2 separate regions of the Mus musculus genome follow, and region 2 is linked to region 1. A link is a loop called in an ENCODE intact Hi-C map of the cell type or tissue named here. Cell type or tissue: left cerebral cortex. All regions are shown on one strand.

Region 1 (8,000 bases):
CATATAGATATGAGGGTCATTACATGGCCATATAAAGTAGAAGCTACATCTGTCAAACTTATGTAGAGACAGAGACGTAGGAGAGGTTTGCTCTCTTTACAAGGTCTTAGCTGTAGTGCATCACCTCTCCTCAGCAACCCCCACCCTGATGTTCCTCAGAAATTGCTCGGGCCACCCTTCTGGTCTGATCTCATTTTCTTGTCAAAAACAACTTTCTTCTGTGGCTTATCTCTTAGGAAAAATCTGATAATCTAAATCTAGACCAAACTTCGCTGTGTGTGTGTGTGTGTGTGTGTGTGTGTGTGTGTGTGTGTAAGTGCACATATGCAGAGGTCTTTGAGAATACTATGGTTAAGTCTATTAAGATCTCAGATTTAATTTATATTTTAGCAATGCCCACAGAGCCTTGATACAAAATAGAATAGTGCAGGCTGGAGTCATGGTATGAGATTTGAAAAAACAAAAACAAAAACAAAAACTTAGTGAGTGAAGCCATTTCCACTGTATTTGAATCCTGTGGCACCTCAGTGACTGGGTAAGTACTATCTATGCTAGCTTTGGAAACACTGAGCATGTACTATTGAATCCAACAAGACCAAAGGTGTTGCACTGACTCAAGTTTCATGGCTACTGAGTAAAAGTTTTGGATGTTTTCTTGGAAAAGAATATAGGGATGGTTACAAGATGTTGTGAGCAGCTTTAGAGCTGGCGAGCTAGTCCAGGCTGCAGCCTTAGCTTGTGTGCCAATCCGTTTGAGAATGTGACATTTTCCCAGTACCATATAGCATCTCTCATCCCACCTCAAACAAGGGAAGTACTTAGGCTACACATTAAGCCTCCTTCCACCTCCTCCCACTGAAATAAACATCCACTCAGATCTGATCCATCTACTTTGCCAAAATGTTGGTGTCTTCTGCCATTTACCCTTTAGAAGAGTTTGAATGAGTTCTTCGCTTTAAATATAATATGTTCCCCACAGGCTCCTAAATTGTGGAACCTCTAGGAAGTGGAAACTCACTAGAGAGGGTATGTCACTGGGACCTTGAGGTTTTATAGCCTGGCTTCAACTTCTCTTCATTCTCTACATTCTGGTTGCTTATGGAATGTAACCTGCAGCTAGCCTCATACACCTGCTGCCCTGATTTCTGGGCCATGATAGAATGTATCCCCTCCAACCCTAAGTCCAAACAAACCTGTCCTTCCTCAAATTGCTTCTTTTTATGTATTTTGTTACAGCAATGAGAAAAGTAACTGCTATGAAAAGTTCCTTAGCCACTCTTAGTTTTCTACTCTATACAGTGGCAATGATAACAATTTGCATCAGTCAGCTTTCTATCACTCTAAGGAATACCTGAGACAGTAACTCTATCAAGAGAAAAGGTTGGGGACTAGAGAGATGGTTCAGGCAGTAAGGAGCCTACAACTCAAGCATGAGGAGATTAGAGGCTCAGCATCCACAGACAAAGCCAGGCAATATGGCATGTATCAGTAACCCTAGCACTGAGGAGACAGAGGCAGAAGGATCTCTATGGCTTGCTGGCCAGCCAGCCTGTCTGAATCTGTCAGCTCTAGATGATTCAACGAGAGAGCCTATTTTCAAAAAAGAAGTGGAGAGTGATCCAGGAAGATAACAAAGTCAGTATGTGGCTTTCATATGAACATACACAAACATTCACGTTTAAACACCCACATGAACACATTCTCCCCATGTCCACATGAAACAGAAAGGTTGATTTTAACTCAGAGTGGAACAGTTTCAGTCCATGTGTGATCATTTTGGTCCTAATGACCTTAGGCCTGTGGTGATGATAACATCATATTGTGGCCACAACACAAAGGAGAGGAGGAACTTGGGTCCCACAGTCCACCTCAAGGACATTTTTCCAACCTGCTAACTTTTTCCCATTAAGCCTGACCTCCAAAGGTTTCATCACTTCCCAATAGCACCTCTCTGGGGGCCCAGTGCTGCACACATTGGCCTCTGTGGGATATTAGAGACCCACTGTATAGGAAGCACCTACCTCACAGAGCTGCTAAGATGAGATGGGATATGTGGGCAAGTGGCCTGGATCATGTGATCATTCTTACATGATCATTTTAGTTCCCTTGTGTACAGTTGAGGCCTTGGGAGGGAGGGTGGTTAACTCCTGATACATTGTAGTAGCTGCATTTTCCAAGTTTCAGATGACAGGGAAAAGTTAATGTCTAGCCAAGTCCAGTAGCCATCCTTTACTTCCCAGAAAAACAGACGGGGATGATGCTGTTGCACAGCACTTCTCCTTTGACTCCAGGGATACAGAAACAATCGATTGTCAATGTCTTCCCCATGGATACAGAGGTAATAGTTTGGCAACGTCTAACACATTATGACTAGCCCAAGTACACCTGACAACTGTTACTGGGCTGGGGATTGTGATGAGATGAGAAAAAACTGCACTTTTCACGTGTTGACTTTCATGGACCACATCATTATCTTTAAATAGAAGGCGATGCTTGAGCACAATGGCTGGGTCTCTTCTCCCATGCCATTGCTGATGCTCTCTTCAGAACTCTGTCTTCAGCTCTCTGGAATGTGCTGCTTTCAGATACTAAGGGCCAACGTTTCAATTGGCCTCTTTCCCCGTCCTCCTGTTATTTACAGGTGCTGTTTCTGAATGCAGAAATTCCAATTTACTAGTGTAATTACCCAATTTATATGCACAAAGGTGGGCTGCCACTCACAAAAATTAATGCTGCCCTAAATAGCAAGTAAGACCAGCTCAGATGTGACTCTCCTTAACATATCAGACCTGTGTGGGAACTCCACACACTGAATTACTTTAGCTAGTTCACTTATTACATTTGGCATAGTGCCTCCATGGGGGCATCCTAACTGAGTGCCAATGGGGAATCTAGGCTTGAAATTGCCAGGTTGTGGGCGACTTCTGTGAATTCTTCACAAAGGTAATATAATGGTAGATGTTGTATGAAATGATTGGTTGGTGGATCCCTGGGTCAGATGACAGTCAAGGAGGCTTTGCCGTCAAAGCAATAAACATACCTTTGTGTCTGAAAAGGGAAGGCGTTTCATGGGGAGGGTTCATAAATGCAGAGATGGATTCTGAGCAAGTTCAATGTTCATTCTAAAATGACTGTAAGAGTCTCATGTTGTCCAAAAAAACCAATCCTAGTGGCTCCTGAGTGATGCAAGAAGGTGATTTAAGAATTCTTACCTGGAAAGAGATGTGGAGCTTGGTAAGAATGTGGCCTTTGGAAAGGGACCATATCTCACCCACTTCAGTATTCTCAATGTACTGTTAGAGAGTTCTCACCATAGAACATAGACACTCAATAGAACATTTGCTGGAGAACTGACTAACACCCTAGGACTCAACAGAATCATAGGGGCAAGCAGCCCCAAGATTGCTGCTCAGGGATTTTAATGTTGAACAATCATGGCTAAATGAGGTGGCATAGGATTAAAAAACAAGTCCAAAGCTGGTACAGTGGGAAATATCTGTTACCTCTGCACTTGGAAGACAGAGGCAGGAGAGTTGAGAGTTTGAGGCCAGCCTGGACTATATAGCAAGACACTTTCTCCAAAAGTCAACAAATAAAAATGGCTAATAAAATTAAATGATGTTTTAAAATAATATGGTTCTCTTCCTCCACTTGAAACAAGGTCTTTCTCTTTAGCCGAGGCTAGCCTCAAACTCCTCATGTTGCTAAAGATGGTCTTGAGCTTCTGGTCTGTAGAATGCTGAGATGACAGGCATGTGCCACTACATTCTGTAATGGCAGTGTTGGCCGTACAACCTGGAACTTCACACAGGTTGGGCAAGCACTCTGCTAAGACACATCCAAAGACTAAAAAATAACATGTTTAAAGGAATTTTTTTCCTCTGATAGGTTTCTCCTTTTCTTTTCTGCTTGATACGTTTTATTCTATCTGGGATGCAGCTGTGTCCTGGTTCCCTCTCCTATGCTAACTATAAGTGGAAGTGCAGGCCCAGGTCTCTAAAGTGGGAGCCCTGGCTCTTTTAAACCAGGGTAAGTACCAATGTGTTAAAGGAGGAAAACCATGACACCACACAACCACAGGAGCTGACACATGTAAAGTCACACCCCTGGGTCCCACTAATGAAGACCAATCCTTTCAATTGGTGTTGTTTCTCCATTGGGTCTATACTCTATGGTGTTCTGATGACAGCTGACCTGGCTGCCTGTACAATAACAGCTGAGCTGGTGGTATACTCCTGAAGTTATGCAACGTTCATTTCTGCCCCAAGCTCACAAGCTTGCAACTGTTTGAAGCTGCTGGATACTACAGTATGTTTCTATCTTTGTGTCTGGCAAGATTTTCTAAGCTCTTAAAATTACTTGCCATTTAGGTAGGCAGGAATCCAGGGAGCGAGGCTTGAAATAAACATGACTACTGGCTTCGTGCTTCCAGTAGCCTGCTGAGGAAATGACCCCTTTTCTTCCTGCTCTTCTCCTTTTGCCTTTGCTTCACTGCCTGTGGTCTTAGCCCTTGTCATTTATTCAGCAATCTGTATAAATTTAACATCAAATGATTAATGACTTCCTTGCCATATTCCAGGAGAAAACTGAGATAAGATTTCTCTGATATCAATAGCATATTTAAAAGTCTAATTTAGGGTGATATGAGTAGCTTTGTGTTCCTTTTGATTTTGTCTTTCCACATCACCTTAAGAGAACTTTTAGCTACTTTCTTCTCTAAGAAGGAGATGGTGGTGATGGGCGAGTAGGAACAGCAAGATGTCCAAAGTGCCCTTCTTTGCCCTGGCCAGACAAGGATATCAACATAACTGACCATGCCAGCAGTGAGATCCCGAGGGCCTGGTCATCATCACTTCTCACACTGGAGGAATTTTATCTGTCCTGCTTCCTGATAGAGAAAGTGAATCCTAAACCCAGTGTTTTTTAAGGTTATGAAAAGACATACTTTAGTTCCCACAAGTAATTCTCTCCTGATACAACAAAACCTACATATTAATAAAGTAAAACCTGGTGTGCAAATATTTTCATAAGCAAGATAACAAGAATGATCACATGCTTTTTACCAAAGCTCCCACCACAGTGGACTGTGCTGAGTGGCTGTGAACACGGTGCTCACAGCACCAGAGAAAGCTGATGGTAAGCACTGGCTCAAGAGTTACATGAGCTGAGAAGCAGTATCTGAGAGGCATTCCCAGCCGGTGTGTGCTGGTACCATCTGATCCCAGTAAGAGTCTCTGTTATAAAAAAAATCAAAGACTATGGTGGGGAGATAGCACAGGCAGGAAAGCACTTGCCTTGTCAATGTGCAGACCTGAATTCCACACCCAGAATTTATATTTTTTAAAAAGGAAAAAATTTAAACATGGTTGCATGCGAGTAACCCCAGAGCTTAAGGGATGGGGAGGTAATGGGTCCCTAGGCTCGTCATTTAGCCAGCTTAGCCTACTGACTGTGCACTAGGACAGTGAGAGACCCTGTCTCAATAAACAAGATAAAGAACTGAGGAATGACACCCGTTGTCAGCCTCTGGGTTGTCCCACAGCACCTGTGCATACTTTAGTGCATATGAATGTGCACTAACACACACACACACACACACACACACACACACACACACACACACACACAATGTCAACTAGCAAATGCTGATGGGCTTATACTGCTGGTAGGAATGTAAATTGGTACAGTCACTGTGAAATCATTATGGAGATTCCTCTAAGACTAAAAATAAAACTCCCATATGATCTAGCTATAGCACTCCAGAAAAGAATCTAAGTCACGCTGCACATTCCTGTTTATTGCTGGCACTACTCAGAAGAGCCAAGATGTGAAACCAGAGTAGATATCCATCAACAGACAACAAAAGAGAATGTGGCATGTAAAGAATACAGAGACCCTGTCATCTGCAATGAAATACATGGAACTGGTCTAGGATCAGAATAAACACTGTGGCAGGAGAGAGACAGAGTGGGAGAGGGAGAGGGAGGGAGAGACGTGGGGGAGGCACAGCAGGATTAATGTATGAGAGAAGCTAGCTGGCAGAGGGAAACTGGAAACCCCATATGACCTGGGCTACAATGTAATAAACAGAACCTGGGACAAAGAATGCAGGAGATATGGTTGCTGTGTAAAACCTTTAAAGATCAGTAGCACTGAGCTTTGGAATGGCTGTCTTGTCAGCTCACTAGTCTCCCTCTACCTAGGGGGGTGCTTTTTAAAAAAATTATAAACAAATTTTCTTCATTTCTATTGCTAGCCATGTGTTCCAGGTACATTTTATTATTAGGAAAATACTGCAACCAGGGCATTTCACTAGGGACACCTTAGATTCTGCAGCTATTCCAGCAGGACACACAGAACAAGTATTATGTATTCTCTCCCTATGTGGAAGGGGAAAGGAGAGAGGGAAGGAAGGAAGGAAGGAAGGAAGGAAGGAAGGAAGGAAGGAAGGAAGGACGGAAGGAAGGAAGGAAGAAACATAGATGAATGACAGGTAAAATAGTGATTGACTAGAAATGATTGTGTTTTGAGAGAAGTATAGACAGTGTGATTAGATTTGATCAGAGTCTTGTAATTGTATGAAACAACTACAGTAAATTCAGCTGATATATGTTAATAAAAAAAAAACTAAAGCTGGGCTGGGGGCGTAACTTGGTTGAATGTTTGTCTAGCATGCATGAAGCTTGGAGTTCAACCCCAGTAGGGCATGAACTGGGTGTGGCATTTGTGCCCTCAGCATTCAAGAGGTAGATATATAAGAGGACCAGGAGTTCAAGTCCCCTCTTGTTTATGGACACAAGAGCTCTTGCAAAGAGGCTGTGTCTGTAAAGGTTGATTGACTGACTCAAACTTCAGTAATGTGGAGAAGTTGGAATTTTGCTAGTCTAGATTCAAATGACCTTGAAGCATTTTTAACCCCTTGATAGACGTTTATTGCTCCTTTGTACACACAAACCTTTCTATGGTGACTATTAGGTAAATGAACAGACCTTTAGTTTCTACCCACCAAAGGGCTAAGAGTGCTGCTAGTTAGCATCTTAGAGTAGAGTGTCCCTTGCATTGCTATAACTCTCCTAAGTGACATACTCATTGATCGATTTGAAAAGTTTGCCTTATGACTTTCTTTTTTTTCTGCAAATATAAAAGCTCATGAAATTGCTGCCTCATTAGAACATCATAGTTGAGATAAACTAAGTCTTTGCTCCCAGGCCATGGTCACTCATATTTGGCTCTAGAACAAACCATGTCTTGTGTTTCTTTTCCGTGAGAGTTCTCTTTCATTAGTACCTACACAGTAAATTGTATGGCAGCTGGAGACTACAAAAAGCACTGTCATTGACAACAACAACAACAAACTTAAAAATAAAAAAGGTAAGAGCAAGATGTAGCCTCTCAGTACGAGCACTCTTTTGCTTTCTGATTGTGGAATAGTATGAAACATATCTGGTCTTTGTCCCTGGTTCCTGTTAGAATTCTTAGATCCCTTCAGGCTTGGCAGTGGTACACATACCTTTTGTCAAAGATAATGAGCCCTTTGCACAGCACCTCAGCTTATGCTAATGAATGTCTTCAGCAGTTCCAGGTGGGTAGGTGGGTCAGGTCACCAGAAAGGTCATATCATTAGTTGGAATTTTCAGCCCCCTCTGGGAAGAGTCCAGGTAGTGCTGGAAATGGAGTTGCATGTGAACACTTGAGTTTTTGAAGTGCTGAATGCCTGGAAGAGCTGGGGACTGACTGGCCAGAGAAGGCACAGAGTCCCCATCCCTATGACATATATTACCTTCCTTTTCATCCAGTGTTTTAGCTGTGTTTTTTATGGCCAACTCTAACAGACTCACAGATGATGTAGGTAACATTTCCCTGAGTTTTGTGAACAAGCTGGCCCAGCAAAGTACTGAGCCAATTCCCTGAGGCTGTGAAAGCCCCAGGGTTGTCTGAAGTAGAAATGGCCTTGTGGGACTGAGGATCATGAACTGAAGTTCCCAAAGGGAAACATTCTG
Region 2 (8,000 bases), 250 kb after region 1:
TTCCAGCTTCTGGCTATTACAAATAAGGCTGCTATGAACATAGTGGAGCATGTGTCCTTATTACATGTTGGAGCATCTTCTGGGTATATGCCCAGGAATGGTATTGCTCCAGTAGTTTTATGACCAGTTTCCTGAGGAACCACCAAACTGATTTCCAGAGTGGTTGTAGCAGCTTGCAATCCCACCAGCAATGGAGGTGTAGAACCCCGATTCTCCCTCAATTGGGATACAGAGGAGATTCTGCATTGTTCACCCACACACTCCCTCAGCTTGTGATCACACCATAACCACCTAGGCCACTGGCAACAAATGATATTTCCCTGTAAGTACTTTTGTGTTTTCAATAGTGTTTTCCAAATGAGAGAAATCATCATGGAATCTCCAAGTCTGGCTGCTGCTTCTCAGCACGATACCGTTCTCATCCACCCTCAACTGGTGTTGAACCAGTTGTTTGCTTTATCTCATCAAACAAGTAAACAAGGAGCACATAAGAAAAGTAGAGAGTTCCCCTCACGGACGGCTGCTCAAACCTCAATGCCACATTCCAAAGCTGAATGAGTTTTATTTATTTGTCTGGAAGCAATGTTCATATGTAGCTCAGGCTGGATGTGAACTCACAATATTCCCGCCTCAACTTCCTGAGTACTGTGACAAGGTTAGATTTCCAACAAAGTTGGTGTAACTACAGCCCTTGTTCTATATTTTAATATTAGAGAAACACTATTAACATTTTAACACTAATAGAAACACTAATAGAAACATTTTAACACTAATAGAAACACTAATAGCATTTTAATATTAGAGAAACAATGTTAATTTTAGATTTAAATATTTTTCAAATGCCAGAATGGTTGCAAGACTGTCTATCTGTCTGTCTATCTATCAAACTTGGCTGGGGATATATCTCAGTATTTACTTGGAACAATCTGAAGTGTTTAGTTGGAATGCATGAGGCTGTAGGTTCAATTCCTAGTAGTGGCAAAAAAAATTTTTTTTAATAGAACTAAGACACTTTGTATAGTTTACCTCGTACATCAATTATTTAGAATTTGCCTCATTTGTTGTTTCATTCTTTTTCTTAGTAGATACAGATAGGTGATAGTTGGTAGGTAAACAGAAGATAGAATGGTAGATGTTAGGTACGCAGAGAAAGAGAGATGATAGAAAGAAAGAAAGAAAGAAAGAAAGAAAGAAAGAAAGAAAGAAAGAAAGAAAGAAAGAAAGATAGAGATGATAGATGATGATAGATGATAGATAACTAGATAGATGATAGAGATAGATAGATAGATAGATAGATAGATAGATAGATAGATAGATAGATGATAGATAGATAGATAGATGATAGATAGATAGATAGATAGATAGATAGATAGATGATAGATTGATGATAGATAGATAGATAGATAGATAGATAGATAGATAGATAGATAGATAGATAGATAGACGGATAGACGGATAGACAGATAGACAGATAGACAGATAGACAGATAGACAGATAGACAGATAGATAGATAGATAGATAGATAGATAGATAGATAGATAGATAGATAGATAGATAGAGATGATTCACATGTAGATAGATGATTAGCAGATGGATTTTTCCGCCCTCTGTCATTCAAGACTGAGCGAGAGGTATCTTTGCCAGTCATGCTACATTGTTTCCCGAGAGCAGAGTACATTCTTATTCTTAGCCTTAGGACAGTGGTCAAAGGGACAAAGTCTTCATGTCATCCCATTTCCTCCTCCACAGCACATGCTTGGGTTTCCTTGGCTTTATGCCTTTTGTAGCGACCTGATCCACCTCATTTCCATCATACCTCTTTAGTCCTCTGAGTCTGAAACTATCTTTTTGCTCTACTCTGTCTCTCCTGACTTTGACCTTTTGGAGTGTTCTAGTTTGTTTTTCTGTTCAGTTTCTCTGATATTTCTTCCTGCTTAGGTGGTCACGGACTTTGGCAGGATCTCACAAAAGTGACTTTAGGTTTTCCCAAGGAACCCTATCAGGAGTCTTTAGATGTCACCTTGTCCAAATATCAGTGATGTTAGCTTTTTAAAAATTGGTTAAAGGACATCTGCCAGACTTAGCGACCAAAATGCATAGTCTCTTTATGAAGGACAAGCTTCCAGGAACCCCAGACCTCCTGCTCAGTTTAGGCTAATGATTTTTGGCCCTGTCACCCAGGATGTATTGCTCATTTTCTGCCTGGGACCCACACAGCCCTGGCTCTCATGCTGCTGTTCTTGCTATTTTGGTCTGAGAGCCTAACACATGCTAGGTAGCAATGAGAATCTCCCAGCCACTGCCTGCTGGCCACCCAGGCTCTTCTGCATACCTGTGGTACCCAAATGATCCAGTGCTGACCAACTTTGTGGGTGGGAAGAGAGAAATTGGCACTATGGGTTGTACTCATCTTTGCTGGGAAAAGTCCATCCCTTCTCATTCTTGAAACCGTCAGATGCTTTTGTAGGAAAAATTTCAGCTGAAGAGCCATTCAGGGGATTTCAATCCCCTGGGCATTTTCCTGAGCTGGACCTGGGTCATGGCTGTGGTGTGAAGGGAGCAGAGCATGCAGAGTCTCAGAGACAAGGGATCAATATTTCATTTCTATATAGAGAGCCCCACTGTAATGCAGGCCTGACAAACACCAGTGTCTACTAAGAGAAAAGAATAAATGAAAGAACAAAAGAATGAAAACAGGAGAAAGAATATGTGATGAAAAATAAGCCAGACTCAGAAAGATAAATCTCATATCTTCTTCCTCACACATATACTCTTTGTCTCTCTCTGACTGTCTTGCTCTGTGTGTGTGTGTGTGTGTGTGTGTGTGTGTGCATAGTTATGCACACAGATCATCAACCTGATATAAAGGCAGACAGGAAATAGGTTGGCAAAGTGTGTGACATATGTGTGTGAAATTTTCATCATGAAACCCTTGACCTTGTGTGCTATATTGAAAACTGAGAAAAGAGAGGGTAGAAGGGAAGGAAATAGGGATAAGAAGGTGAAGAGCAGAGAGAATGAGGGAAGGGAGAATGCTTACCATGATTTTCTAAGCCCAGTCCTATTAACAAGCCAAAGCTGCAGCCCAGAATTCTACATTATACTGAGGCAAGTGGGTTGAACATTGGTTTATCTTGATGTTTACTTCAGTTCTTAGTGCCCAGTTCTCAACATTCCTCAAGGAAAGGGGAAAGGCAGATGCAGACTGGAGTCAATGCTTGACTCCACTGAACTAGCCCATGTCTGATGGCATGTATGATGGAGAGCTAGGCCATGCCCATCTGAGAGCTGGCTTCTTTTCATTTGACCCTGGAGTTTAGAGGCTACCTGATAGACCAAATCCTTGCACTGATTGACTGGTACATGGTTTCAGTGACTTTTTCTGAAGGCTCCACCTCAGCTCTGTGGCACAAAGCACTAGGTAGATGAAGTCTTAGATTTTGCTGGATGACCTTTTCTGTAGAATCCAGGGATTTCAAAAAGAAAAATAAATGAACCATGACAAGTCCAGGGGAAATGACATAAGTTGACAGAGTCATTGCCCAGGAGTGTAGAGAAGTCTCCAGGTCACACACAAAGTGTCTACTATACAGCCACACTCTCAGCTCCTCCTAAGACATGCTCCATGGCTGACCCCTCTTCTTCCCTTCCCTTTCTCCTTCTCTTTCTTTCTCCTTCTCTTCCCTCTTTCTGTAAAGCTCTTCATCTCTCCCTCTCCTCCTCTTCTCACTCTCCATCACTCCTCCTTTACCCCCACATTCTCTCTCCTTCTCTACCTTTCACCTTCCCACTGCCCTTCCTCTGCCTTCTTTGAGTCTTTGACACAGGATCTCAAGCATCCTTGAACTCACTATGTTGGAAGGATGACTTTGAACTTGTGCTCCTCCTGCTTCTGACTCCCTAGTGCAGGGATTAGGGGTGAACACCTTCATTAGACAAGCACTGTGCCAAATGATCATTATCTCCAGCCCAATTCTGAGAAATATCTCTTGACTTCTACAACCCCCTTCACAGTTCCTGCTTTGAGCTCCATCAACTCATCATTTTTGTTTACTTGCAATGCCCTTCCCAGGATCATCTGTTCAGCTATGTTGCCTTTTGAGCTAGACTGGAAGATTCTAAGAGCTGGAACTACCCCACATACTTAGCTCTTCCCAGTGTGCCTCACAGTAACTCCCTCCAGACTGTAGATACACAACAAACATTGACAGGTAGACTAGGAGATTCTTGTTTCTGTTTTTCCTGAGAGTTTTTCCCAATAGCTTCATAAAGCAGGTTTCTAAACTGGCATGGATAAGGATTTGTCTGCACAGTTCAATTACTACATCTGAGTACCAACCTGCCAAGGCAGTGACACAGACCTCACTTTGTCTCATTGAAGGGTTATGGAGACATTATGCTTTCTGCACTTTGGCTTTTGTGAGCCTGTATAAGGAAAGCACAGAGTTTGTGTGTATGATGAGGGACTCTCCTTTCCCTCTGGGAACATATACCCATGTTGTGTTTGCCTATGGGCTCTCTCCAAGGTGCATTCAACCACAGCTGTAAGGCTCTGATCAGTGACCTATGGTGTCCCCCAAAGAGATGATGGAGCCCAAAAGCAGTGTTTACAGCCCTTCACTCTTTGCTGGAAGCCCTTCAGGCTGTGCTTTACAAATGAGGTTTTAAGCCGCATCACCTGAAGATGGATTTCTGTGCTCAGTCAGATATTAGCAGTACATGGTTTGGGTGGTATGAAATGGGAGTTTAGTGAGTTTAGTCCCCCCTTCACCTTAGGCTAATTATTAAAGAAAGTGTTTGTAGGCCTGCCGACTCTCATAATTCATCCTGACTCACACTTTTCTAGAGTCAGGCTTACAGAGCTCCATCTGCAATGCTGTGATCATTGCCAGAAGAACGTGGTAGGACTGAGTCATACTCCCCCATCTGTGATGGCGTGGGACCCTTGCTAGAGGAATGTGGTAGGACTGAGTCACAACCTCATACTCCTCCATGTGTGACGGCAGGAGCATAGCTGATGAGTGTTGTGGAACCAAGTCATCATTCCACGGTGCAGATGAACTCAGGGAACTTCATTCAGAAACAAGTCTGCCCTTTCCTTCTTCAGTGTGATGGAGTTACATATCCTAAGTCCTCCCATGAGCAAAGCAACCACAATAACCAGGTGTTCTAGTTTGCTTCTCACTGCCACAATACAGATACCATGGTCAACAAACATGGGGAGGGAAGAGTTTTTTTTGGCTTACTCATCTCAATCACAGTCCATTATAAAGAGAAGCTAGGACAGGCACTCTAGCAAGAACTGCAGCAGAGAACATGGAGAAACACTTACTGACTTGTTTCCTAAGGCTTGCTCAAGTTGATTTTTTTATACAACTAAAGACTAACTTCCTAGGGATGGCATGGCCCACCATGAGCTGGGTCCTTGCATATCAATCATTAATCAAGAAAATGTTCCACAGACTTGCCTACAGGCCAATCTTATGGAGCCATTTTCTCAACTGAAGTTCTATCTTCCCAGATGACTCTAGTCTGTGTCAAGTTGACAATGAACCTAACAACCACATCAGGTGACAGACTTTGATACCACTTTCAAAGAACAAACTTCAAAACTCCGGAAAGGAAATAGACAAGATACCAGGTGCCCAGAATCTATCGCCTTCTAAAAAGCACATTAAGAAGAATGGAATCATTTTTCTCCTTAGAGAACACTTACCTTGAAATATAGTCAACTGCCCTGGAATCTTCCATTTCTACTTTCTGCTTTTTCCCCCCTCTCTCTATAGTGTCTGCAAATTTGCATTCCTATGACATATGTGTATATTATGCACTTGAAAATTTTATATAAAGAAAGTGAGAACGGTGGCACGTAAGACTCTAAGAACGTTAAAGATTTAGTGCAACACCTAATTTTAGAGGTAGAGATACTGATCCAAAAGCAGGCCTGAGGCCCGTTTACAGGAAGCAAACAAATGTCCTACAAGAGATGGTAGTCTGGCTCAGCCCCCACCCAGTGCCCTCTTCAGCATGACTGGCATATACGTTAGCTAGACATTACACTGAGGCTTCCACCCACTCTGGCACAATCCCATTAGCGGTTATGAGAGTCCTATTATTAGAAAACAGCTACTGAAAGTATTCTCATCTCAAACTCAGGAAGTGGAAATGAAACCGAGAGTATTTAAGTTTGCTAAATAGAACACTGGAACAGTCCTGACATCCCCATCCTCACCCTCAAAATGATGAGGTTAGCTGGATGATCATTGATGGGAGCATCTCTATCTGAAACACCTATGAAGTCTAAGTCCTGTGAGTATTCCCCATGAGATTTGCTCTTTGTCTCTCCTCAACTGTGACTCTTGAAGGATCTCGAACTTCTATTTTTCCAAATATAAGATGGAGCTAATAATAATTGCCAAGCTGTGGTGACAGTAAACAAGATAATTCACGTTTATTCTTTGAATAAAAAGCAATGTGAAAATGCACCGTGAATCACTTAGGCAGCTTGCAGATAGCCAGGGACTGTGGGATAAAATTAGCCCAAGATGAAGAGGGATGCATTTGTTTGATGGATTCTTTCTCATGGATGCTCAATTCCAAGGTGAATCTTCTGCCTTTCAGAAATTGTGAGCCAGGATGAACTCAGGGCCACTATTAACATTTAACAAAACTGCACATTATTAAAATGGTAATCTGCATTCACTTCAGAGAGGTAAACTCCAGTGCACTCCATGCCTAGGGTTTAATGGCATTCTGCTGCTAGTTTAGATTGCAGATCTAGCAACTTCATCAACTGAAGAGCCGAGGCCCAATTGTAATACTTTTCGCAACATTTAGAAAATGCTTTTCATTTATTACCACCACTTCTTTGCTTTATATCCTCACTAACAAATATATCTATAAAGACGCTTAAAACTGATTCAACATATGCATATGTTGGGATGTGTTTGTAGATGTATGTGTGCATACATGCATGGACCAAAGGCCACCTCAGATGTTATCCCTCAGGCACTGTCTTTCTTTATTGAGAGAGGGTCTTTTGCTGAACTTAGAGCCTCTTCTGCTCTGTTTACCCAGCCCTGGGATTTTAAGTGTGTACCCCCATGCCTAGCTTTTGCACATGAAGATCAAATTCAGATCCCCATGCTTACACAGTCAGCACCTTATCTACTGAGCCATTTTCCCAACCCTTGAATTACTATCATACAGAGACTCAAGTCTCCATCATTGCATATATTGCACAGATCAGTGAGCTACCATTATTGCTATGACTTGAGTAGAACAATCTAAATCTGGCTCAGCTATCCCTACCATCAATTCATTAATCATCTCAAAATTGCAAATTCTTTTTTCTTTTCTCTTTTTTATTAGATATTTTCTTTATTTACATTTCAAATGTTATCCCCTTTCCTGGTCTCCCCTCCCGAAAACCTTCCCCCCCCCTTCCCCTCCCCTGCTCACCAACCCGCCCACTCCCTCTTCCAGGCCCTGGCTTTCCCCTATACTGGAGCATAGTGCCTTCATGGGACCTTTTTGAGAGCTTGTACAACTAACATCAATAAACAATGGCTTGCTTTGGGAAGGAATCTCTACCAGCATACTAGGGTGACTTGGAGGGTGCAGGGAGTACCTTTGAAGAAAAGAGAAGCTGGGCATGGTGGTGCACATCTAATCCCAACACTGGGAGGCTGAGGTAGGAGGCACAGGTTCCAGGCCAAACAGAGCTAGATAGTAAGACCCTATCTCCAAGAAGGAAAAAAAAAAAACCAAAAACCAAAAAACCAAAGAAAGAGATGAGGAAGATGAAAATTGTACCTGAGTTTTGTCTGTTTAGGAGAATCCAGCGTTAAGATAATAGCATTTGAACTTTAATTTGCATGCCAGTCACTCCCTACCCATCCTGAGGAAGTCAGTGTGAGCATTAGTCACTTTCCTTGATGGGTGCACTGATGAAGCATCTGACTGAAACAACTCAAAGAAGGAAGAAGGTAGGGTTTAT

The links. Hi-C counts contacts between places; a loop is a spot of excess contacts. Peaks named below come from ENCODE experiments on the same cell type or tissue, not always from the same donor. Only the 100,000 strongest peaks of a DNase experiment are listed, where the experiment ranks them.
Region 2: a loop joins it to region 1, with 14 times the contacts of the local background. A loop is called at or near these places in 3 of 42 quality-filtered maps.

Annotation. Positions count from the first base shown.
Region 1 is chr8:127,909,982-127,917,981 of GRCm38, forward strand. No RefSeq gene overlaps it. Among named protein-coding and RNA genes, the nearest start is that of Gm32590, 110 kb to the left of the region's middle. In left cerebral cortex, no CTCF peak of the experiment used is centred here; DNase peaks (open chromatin) are centred at 4,311, 5,210 and 5,815; H3K27ac peaks cover 2,031 bases.
Region 2 is chr8:128,160,207-128,168,206 of GRCm38, forward strand. No RefSeq gene overlaps it. Among named protein-coding and RNA genes, the nearest start is that of Mir21c, 110 kb to the right of the region's middle. In left cerebral cortex, no CTCF peak of the experiment used is centred here; DNase peaks (open chromatin) are centred at 4,936, 6,065 and 6,489; H3K27ac peaks cover 439 bases.